Linked DNA regions of Mus musculus: region 2 is linked to region 1. Evidence: chromatin loops called from intact Hi-C (ENCODE). Cell type or tissue: heart. All regions are shown on one strand. Region 1 overlaps Babam2 (BRISC and BRCA1 A complex member 2). Region 2 holds the start of AI839979 (expressed sequence AI839979).

The links. A loop is a pair of places that touch in the nucleus more often than their neighbours do. Peaks named below come from ENCODE experiments on the same cell type or tissue, not always from the same donor. Only the 100,000 strongest peaks of a DNase experiment are listed, where the experiment ranks them.
Region 2: it touches region 1 in a loop (2.3-fold over the local background); 1 of 42 quality-filtered maps calls a loop at or near these places.

The regions. Positions count from the first base shown.
Region 1 is chr5:31,814,976-31,819,975 of GRCm38, forward strand. All of the region lies in intron 4 of Babam2 (BRISC and BRCA1 A complex member 2), which reads left to right. Among named protein-coding and RNA genes, the nearest start is that of Babam2, 120 kb to the left of the region's middle. In heart, no CTCF peak of the experiment used is centred here; no DNase peak of the experiment used is centred here.
Region 2 is chr5:31,568,577-31,573,576 of GRCm38, forward strand. It overlaps AI839979 (expressed sequence AI839979), which reads right to left and starts at 2,821. Exons shown (of 3, transcript NR_102275.1): 1 at 2,608-2,821; 2 at 2,224-2,343; 3 at 1,016-1,854. In heart, no CTCF peak of the experiment used is centred here; a DNase peak (open chromatin) is centred at 2,645; H3K4me3 peaks cover 2,060 bases; H3K27ac peaks cover 3,749 bases.

The DNA.
Region 1 (5,000 bases):
GCCAGAGAATGGATGGATGGATGGGTGCCATCTGCAAGTACTTTAAAAATTTCTTTTAGGGTCTGGAGAAATGGCTCAGTGGATAAGAGCACTTGTTGCTCTTGCAGAGAACCCAGGTTCTGTTCTCAGCATCACATGGTGGCTCTCAACCTGCTGTAGTTCCAGTCTCAGGGAATCCAGTTCCCTCTTCTGACCGCCATAAGCACCAGGCACCCTCATGGTGCAGTACATACATGCGAACAAACCAATTATACACAAAAATAATAAAATCCCCTTTAGAAGACGCGTTAGACACACATGTGGAGGCTGGTTGTTGAGTGAGAAGCAGATCAGAACCTTGGAGAGCTCTGGATGGGCAGGCTTTGGACGTCCAGGGTGCTCCCTTCTCACACTGGCCATGGTTGGGCAGCAGCCACTGAACAGACCCTGAGCTGCCTCCTCCTCCCAGTGCACACTCCACTTACATACGGCCATCCTTCTTAGGCAGGTGTTCAAACTCAACTTCGCTACATTTCTGGGACTACTTTTGCTACTTCATATCAATCTCTCAAGTGACTTTTCATTGGTGTACTTAACTGTTTATTTACATCTTAGAGATTTGCATATTTTTCTAATTAGCTCCACCTGGTTTTGAAAGAACAAAACTTAACTTCAAATGTCACAGTAATAGCCTTGAGCCGCAGACTCAGTAAGCCCTGCATGTGAGAGCTATTAGAGTATCTGAGATAGAGCCATGGGCTTGTGGAGCTACTGCCCTGTTTAGGTTCCTGCCTTGCCAATGTTTGCCACTGTGAGTGCGCTGCAAGAGCACACAGTGTCCTCTTCCCTTTAAGAGCTTTGTTTTGTTCTTAGTCCTTGAATCTTCTTAAGAGTAAAGGCCCCAGATATCAGCTGTCAGCTAGCACTGTTGCCATCATAGGATGTGATCACAGCATTGAGGTCTGCTGCAGTTTGTTTGTTTGTTTTGCTAGTCCCATGACTGTGTAAATATTTTGAAAATTGTTATGTGAGCAGGGAACAGACTTGCTGTATGTAGACCTAAATTTGTCATCCACACCATGCTCAGGTTGTGCTGGCTTTAAAAAGTAGGAAGGGATTATGAAAAGATGGCTAATGTCATTTCATTTCTTTGTATTGAAGAATTATTTATATGTTAAGGTCTAACAGAGATTTTCATTGTTGACATTGTCCTGTTGCAAATAAGCCAAGAGCAGGGCTATTTTTGTTATCATTTATATGTTCCCCCCGCTGACATTTAAATCATTCCTGCTTGTTCAGTTTCTGTTCTGTTGGAAATGAAAAATGTCATTGGTCATTTCCTGAGGCCACTGTGACCACTGCATGCCACTAGAGCCTGCTGCACTAATATTCCCAAAGAGATCTTTGAGCCTTGGAATTGGAGCAGTAACAAGCTCAATGGTAGTGTGAAAGTATACATATTTATGGTTAGAGGATATGATTTTTTCCTTCTGAACTTTCTAAGTTTCAGTTGTTTGAAGAGGTAACTGAAGTCTGGTGTCACAAACTGCAAATGGGAATAGACTGGGTTCCTCAAGGTTGAGGTGGAAAGAGCTTCGTTGTCTGGCATGCTCCAGCCCTGGGTTCAGTCCCCAGGACCACACACAGACAAATATTAAAGTGAAATATGGAAAATAGTTTATCATGTATTGTAAAATTTATATTTCTTTCCTTATGGTATGTAGTAAATGCATTTATACCTAAACATATTCACACATACACAGAAATTTTAGAGACTATGGAGATCAGGTTTTAAAAACCTACAAAATGGCTTTCAATTGTAGAAATCAGTTGCTTTTTTTTTGTTTTTGTTTTTGTTTTTGTTTTTCGAGACAGAGTTTCTCTGTGTAGCCCTGGCTGTCCTGGAACTCACTTTGTAGACTAGGCTGGCCTCGAACTCAGAAATCTGCCTGCCTCTGCCTCCCGAGTGCTGGGATTAAAGGTGTGCGCCACCACGCCCAGTGCTAATTTTTTTTCTAGTAAGTTTCTTGTACGTAGATGGTCTTTATGTGGAGTATTACACTCCCATGTGTTAAAGTACCCATTAAATATACCCTCAGTATTACTGGTTAATTCACTAATTTAAAATATAAGTATTATTGGCTCAAGTCTCTTGTGTGAGTGCTATAAAAGGGGAAAGACAAATGAGAATCTCACATGGGAGTAAGACACACATGTGGAGCTGTCCCTCTGTTCTCAGAAAATGCCACACTAATTAGTTCTGCTAGAGCCTGCTCTGGGGCTAGTGTCACCAGAGGACAGGAAGTGCAGGGTGGCAAAGCTGCAGATCTGCGGGGTGCCCAAGGAGGCTGAGACTTGAGTCTCTGTGTGGGGAGGGCACATGATCGTCAATGCTGGTGATGAGACTGTCACTCTGAATGTTTTAAAGTCACTCTTCTTTGAATACTAACAAGGCTTCATATTTTCATATGTTGTTCCTTGGTTTTGATGTCCAGGATTTTGTTGTAGGTTTTTAGGTAATATTAGGGTTTTTTTTTTTTTTTTGCTGTTGTTATATTTCTAATTCATTCTCCATATCATCCTCTTAGTGACAAATTTTATCATAAAATTATTTTTGCAGAAGAGAAATTTCTCTGGGATGTCATTCCCATTACTATTAGACAGTGATGATTCTAAGTCTCATGCGTTTATCTCCCTATTTAATCTTCCCCAAGCCACAGGCCTGTGGCCATTGCTTCTAGCTCTTTCCATAACTGATGTCCTTTCAGTGTGGATTTGCTTCAGTATGATGAGTGCTATGGTCTTGAGAAACACCTGAGCTGCCTATGAGCTAGGCCTCTCTCTAAAGCTGCTCTGGCTCCTTACGTTTCTCATAGAGGAAGTACAGGAAGACCCGGGGGCTGCTGATGTGAATGGAGTGGATTTAGGAAGAAGCAAACATGGAAGGTTGACGGTCACTTCAACAGGAATGCCCTCATGTTCAGGCAGCCGGAGCAGGGACAGGGAGTCACCGTTCCCATAAAATGGGCTGTGGGTCTGCTTCACTACTGTTTTAGTGAACTAAACTGGGGGCGTGGGGGCAGGTTGACATTTATAGTCTGCACCCCACTAGTTCAGTACTCTTTGACCACCTCTCGTATCTGAGGCATTTTAGTTTCTCTTCCAAACTGTTAGTTAATTCTTTGGTTATTTTCATTGACTGTAGTTGATCATTTTCTTCAATTGTATTTTTTATTACTCATTTTAGAATCCATTTTAGATTTCCTTTTTTTTGTTGTTGTTGTTGTTGTTGTTAGTATATTATATGATCTTTGCTTCTGGTTTGTGGCCATCTTCATTTCAGATGTTTTCTTTGCTTCATTAATAAAAGTAAAACAGAGCAGAACTTTCTGAGTAGAAACACAGCAATATTTCCCTTTTTCATAGAGAGTCCTGAAAATGTATGCTGCTGCCTCCTGCCCTGATGAAAGTTGGAGCATTCCTCTGTATTTGTTGCTCAAGAGGATTAGGAAGCCCAGTGTCTAATATGCTAGATACTATTTTTAAAATATGTCTTAGTCTTTAGTAGACTTACTCTTAAGGAACCTTAAGACTAAAGGTTTTATATATAACATATATATATATATAAATATACATATATTATATATGTATATATACATATATAAAAGAAAAGACTAAAGGTTATATATAACATATATATATGTTATATACATATATAAAAGAAAAGCAGTCATATAGTCATAAGAGACAGATGTTTAGCTATTTTATGTCCAAACCTGCACGGATGGGTGTGGTTTCCAGCTAAGTGTGTTTGAATGGTCAAGGTCAGAGGCATTTCCAGGTATTGGGAGGCTGTGTTTTAACAGGAAGGATATGTTGGTTGGCATGTCTATACTGTGGATTTAACAATTAGGTTGAATGGTTTGAAATTAATTTCAATTATTCAGAGATGTTTGTCTGATAATATGTTTTTATGATTGTTTTCTTATTGTGTGGACATGGGCTTGACGTGTTCCAACTCTGAATAAAAATGGTAAGATTTAAGGAATAGACATTGAGGTGGCGAAAGCTTTTTCCTTTGCTCTAGTACTCCAGGCAGCCTGGGAAGGCATACTCAATTAAGAAGTAACGAGTCATTATCTTTCCTATTTGTCAGTGTGACTGATCTTGGAAGGACACACCTAGCAGTCGGCATAATGGCCATTTTAAGTTCTGGCCTGTGTTTGTACATCCTGTTAATATTTTGAATGAGGTTTTGAATAGCTCAAAGGAATCTCGGCTGTCAAGGCCAAGAGCTTTGCCATGCACGACTCTGTTCTTCTAATCAAATCACCATGCCTACTTTATTGTGTAATGGTGGAACATTTGTTCTTCTTTTTGGGAATATCTGCTTGGTCCTATTCTTCCTATCAGTGAAGGCCTACCTTGTTCCTTCCCCACCATCAAGTTCCTGTCACTTAGACTATGTAGAAGAACACAGAACCATTGTCCTGGGTGTATAGGAAATCAGTGCCAAGAGATGCCATTGATCCCAGAATCTTCAGCTGCTCGACAATTTGTATAAAATGATGTGGTATTTGTAGTGATTTGTGCACATCATCTCTAATATAAATACTGCCTAAATGGTTGTATTCTATTGTGCAGAGAATAATGGACAAGGAAAGATATCAGTCTAGTACCAACACACTTTTTTCTAAATTATTTTAATCTGCAGTTGTTGAATCTCTGAATGTTAAAACCATGGGCACCAAGGGCATCAGCCTCCTTGTCACCAGTGCATTCTTTTGTTTGTTCAGTTTCTTCAGGTAGGGGCTATGCTTAGGTTGTCTTTAAAGGAATGTATTCTAGTGTGATGATCCTACAAGTGGGCCTGCAAAATCCCTGGGGATCCTTCAGGGATCTGTGCTATCAGAGTATTTCCAGGACCACACTAAGATGCTATCTGTGGCTCCTTTTATTGTGCTGTTTTCAGTTATCCTGAAGAAGTGTTGGTGGGTAGCACTGATAGATAGTCAAGGAAG
Region 2 (5,000 bases), 250 kb before region 1:
AAAAATGGTGGTACATGTCTTTAATCCCAGCACTTAGGAGGCAGAGGCAGAACTGTAGCAAATAGAAATCCTGTTTCAAAAAACCCAAACCAAACCAGAGCACAAGCAAACAACTCTGGGAGATCGGTTAACACTAGGCTTGAAATAAAGAGGAGCTAAGTAGCTGGTACCCTTTAGACTAGGCACCTGGGGTCTAAATGCCACTTCACCCCCAACCTGGTCTGCCTTACCCACTTACCCATTTCATGACCTGCCTTGTCCCACCAGGCATTGGAATTGGGGTGCCTGCTTTTTGGCGAGGGGCATTTCTTGATTAATTTTTTTTTAATGAGGGAGACTAAAGTGGGCCAGATAAAAAGTCAGGGGAGATAAGAAGTCAAGAGTGCCCATCAGAATGTGAAGGGTCACAAGCAAATGGGAGCCCTAGAGAGTTCCCAAGGAGATACAGGCAGATTGGTGCCCATGTAGAGCTAGGAGGAGAACCCCTGTGGGAAATGGAGGATCTAGAGTCAAGAGCAAGCCTACTTGAAGGTCTAGTAATGTCATAATGAGCCACTCTAGTTTCCTGGAGATCGGGTCCTGGTCCGCATTCAGTGTTCTAGAAATAGCTTATCTTACATCACTTCCTTAATTTGGGCTCAGTGTACCTGTTTCAAGTCATTGGGTGGCTCATACAAGATACGTTAGGTTGAGTAATCTTTAAATAGAATTTCATTTCTCAAGGTTCTAGAGACTGGGAAGTCCAAGATTTCAAGGCACCAGCAGATCCTTACAAAGTAGACAAGCTCTCTCAAGCCATTTTCCTAATACTATTCTTGAAAGTCTCCTGGGAGACTTAGTTACCTCCCAGGGTTTCTGCCTCCTAGTAAGTAGTATGGCTAGAAATTAGCCAGGCCCAGTGGTGGTGTGTGTGTGCAGTGCACACCTTTAACCCCAGCACTTGGGAGGCAGAGGCAGGAGGATTTCTGAGTTTGAAGCCACCCTGGTCTACAGACACACACACAAATAAAATATGATAAAGATTTAAAAAACAAAATTTATTGGATGTTACATGTTCATAAAGGCAACAGCAGACAAGGTGCATGTGATTCAAAAGCAAAAAAAAACCTCCAGTGACCAAGACCTTTTAAAAGACGCTGCCTCTTTCACTTTCAGCCATGTGAGGAACTTGATCGTTTTTCCTACTTATTCATTGATATATATATTTATTCACTTTACATCCCAATTGCTGCTCCCCTCTCCCCGTACCTCCTTCACACAGTCCCCCATCCCCTTTTCCTCTGAGAAGATGGAACCCTCCCTCTTCCCTCGGTTATCCCCCAACCTAGGTACATCAAGTCTTTGCAGGGCTAGGCACATCCTTTCCCACTGAGGCCAGACAAGGCAGCCTAGTTAAGGGAACAGGACCCACAGGCAGGCAACAGATTCAGGGACAGCCCTTGCTCCAGTTGTTGGGAGATCCACATGAAGACCAAGCTACATATCTGTTCCATATGTGCAAGGAGGCCTAGGTCCAGCCTGTGTATGCTCTTTGGTTGATGGTTCAGTTTCTGGGAGCCCCTAGTGGTCCAGGTTAGTTGACTTTGTTGGTCTTCTTGTAGAGTTCCTATTTCCTTCAGGGCCTGCAATCCTTCCCACAACTCTTCCACAAGAGTCCCCAAGCTCCATTTAATGTTTGACTGTGGGACTCAGCATCTGTTTCAGTCAGCTGCTGGGTAGCTGTCAGAGGAGTTATGCTAGGCTCCTGTCTACAAGCACAACAGGCTCCATATCCTCACTGCTAGGAGTCTCAGCTAAAGTCACCCCCATGGACTGGGATGGGTGAGACTCCCGGGAGCTTTACCATTTTGTCTGCTGTGAGAGAGAAGTCAGGAAAAACAAAAACAGAGCCTACTTAATTGAGTTCGGAACTTAAATCTGCCAGAACCCAATGCAGTGGGTGCCCTCACTGCCAGATGGCCAGCAGGTCCTTGGGAGTAAACCAGAAGACAGTTTTAAGAGGCTGTTGTTTCCCTAAGGACATAGCTTATAATCTGCCTGTGCTTGAAGTACTTGCACATACAGAGACTTCTTCTTTTTAAGCACATATTGATTAAATATAATGAGGCATACTGAGGTTGAGAGGAGAGATCAGGGAGGGAGGCGTCCATGCATACCCAGGGCTTTGAACAAGGGCTCCCCGACTCAAGGAAGTGCACAAACCCAAAATTACCAGGAACCTACCTGTGAGTTTGTTGTGGACAGTTTCTGGGATTCTGTGTAGCCTTTATCAGCATCTCTAAAGGGTCATTGTCCAAATATAGTTAAACAGACTTCGGACACGGAAGCGTTGGACTCCCATTCCTAGGCACAATGGCACAGTTTATAGCAGGTCCCTGTCAACCTCACTCCATCACCCCCTCAAATCCTTGCCTAGAAATCTATTCCAGCTAGCCTCCTTTTGCCCTACCAGGGGGAGGGGAAATCCGAAAGCTTATTTTTAGGCAGGCCCTGCCAAGACTCCCCGCAGTGGCTGGACTGCTGCTGGGCCTGAGGGGTGCCCGCGCCCCAGGAGGACAAGCAGTGTGCGGGAGGGGCCTGCGGGCACGAGCGGATGTCACAGCTTACCTCAGAGCCTGAATTAGAAGCCTGAAAAAAAAAATCACAGCAGGAAATAATGTGGTGCCCAAAATAGAAACATCAACCGGGAGAGAGGCCGGGAGTAGGTGGCGTTTGAGGCTCCTGCAGCGTCCTCCCCAGAGGCCTCCTGACAACCGGCAAGCGGGTTGGCATGAGATTGCAACCCAGCCCAAGAGGCCACAAAGGCACCGGCTGGATGTTTCAGCAAGGGAGAAGGAATGGGCAGTAAAGTGGAGAATCAGGACCGCCTCCTCTTCCCTCCCTCTCGACTTTCTCCTTCCTTCTCCAAAGTCTTACCGCCACCGCTGACCCCTTCCTCTTTTTCGGCATCATCCCTCAACCTTCTCCCCACACAATGACTTCTGCTTTTTTCCTCACTCTCTAGTGCCCCTTCTTCTCTGATACTGCCCCCACCCCGCTTCCTCCTTTCCCTCCCCACACCAAGCCCTTCATTTCTCCTGGGTGGTCTCTGCCCCAACCCGCCGCCCCCCAGCCTCCCGGTGCTTTTGGGTGCCTTCCTAGGTAACTAGTGGGAGCTCAGTCTAGCAGCAGCTAACTGAAGGTCAGCCTCCTGTGCCTGACTGCAGCCTGGCTGCACTGATCTCCCCTTCACCCCACACTCAGCACCCTCCACGCCTCTTTAGAGAAAAGGAGGCCCTGGAGTCTAAGGAAGATGGCAGGGTCAGGACTCCTTCCTCTGGGGCCTCTGGAGGGCTTGAGAGGAAGCAGAAACTTTGCAGGCAATCTTGGACTGTCTCTCCCTTCACAGCTGAGTTCCTGGTAGATTGCATGGTTTGCCAAATTTCCGTGTTTCTCATGCTGGCATGTGCCATTGGGCAAGGTATAAAGTCGGTGAGAACCAGACTTAAGGTCTCTCTGATGCTCCCCTTAACCTTCACCAACCCCGAGTGGGGAAACATCTGTGATCTCCTTTACAGTGGGAACTCAGATGCAGCAGGTGAGCTGGAGGATGGGGGACACTGGAGGATGGGGGACACTGGAGGATGGGGACACTGGAGGATGGGGGACACTGAGGATGTCTTTAATCTTAGCACTAGGTAGAGGCAGATGATCTCTAGGAGTTAAGAGTCCATCCTGGTCTACATGGTGAGTTCCAGGCTAGCCAAGGCTACATAGTGAGACCCTGTCTTTAAAAACAAAGGAAAGAAAAGTCGGAGTAGTAGGCATGCTGCATGTTTGTAAGAGTAGAAGGGCTGGGATCGAGGCACAGGGAGTGCAGCCCCTCTACTGACCTTGAACTTGGACCAAGTTCATTGACTTGGTATTTCCATACCCGGTTTTCTTCGTAACAAGATTTGTTTTTTATTATTTCTTTTCTGAATGTAAGCATGAGACATTCCATTACATATGTTGGGTAATTTCAATTATTAAAAATTCCCTAGGTGGGGCTGGAGAGATGGCTCAGCAGTTAAGAGCACTAACTGTTCTTCCAGAGATCCTGAGTTCAATTCCCAGCAACCACATATGTTCACAACCACCTTTAATGAGATCTGATGACCTCTTCTGATATGTTGGAAGCCAGCAACAGTGTGCTCATATACATTTTAAAAGGAAAGAAGAAAAAAAAAAGAAGAGAAAAGAGAAGAATCCCCAAAGCAAAGCATGGAGAAGCAGGTGGATCTCTGAATTGGAGCCTGGTCTACATGGTAAGTTCCAGGACAGCCAGGGCTACATAAAGAAACCCAGTCTCAAAAAACAAATAAAAATTTCTAGCTAAGTATCATGGTACATGCTTGCAATCCCAGTACTCTGCACCCTGGAGGCAGAAGCAGGAGCATAGCCACAAATTCAAGGTCATCCTGATATATATCGAGAGAGAGAGAGAGAGAGAGAGAGAGAGAGAGAGAGAGAGAGAGAGAAAGAAGAAGAAGAAGAAGAAGAAGAAGAAGAAGAAGAAGAAGAAGAAGAAGAAGAAGAAGAAGAAGAAGAAGAAGAAGAAGAAGAAGAAGAAGAAGAAGAAGGGGAGGAGGAGGAGAAGAAGGAGAAGGAAGAAAAAGAGGAAGAGGAAGAAGAAGAAGAAGAAGAAGAAGAAGAAGAAGAAGAAGAAGAAGAAGAAGAAGAAGAAGAAGAAGAAGAAAGCAGCAGCAACAGAAGCAGCCACCACCTCAGCAAGGACAGCAATGCCATATTCTTGTTGTCACTTGTTTGAGTACCTCCCCACCCCACCAGCAGTTGTTCTAGTGAAAACAAGTGCTTGGGCCAGTGTCAGACACTGTGTGCCCTCAGCACTCTCTGCAGAAGGATGGATTCATTTATCCTAGTGCACCACCCACACACATGTGCAATGCTGGTGCCTGAACGCCTTGATGTTACTTTAGGGTTAGTGTCTTATGATTTCTTTTTCTTTTCTTTTTTTTTTT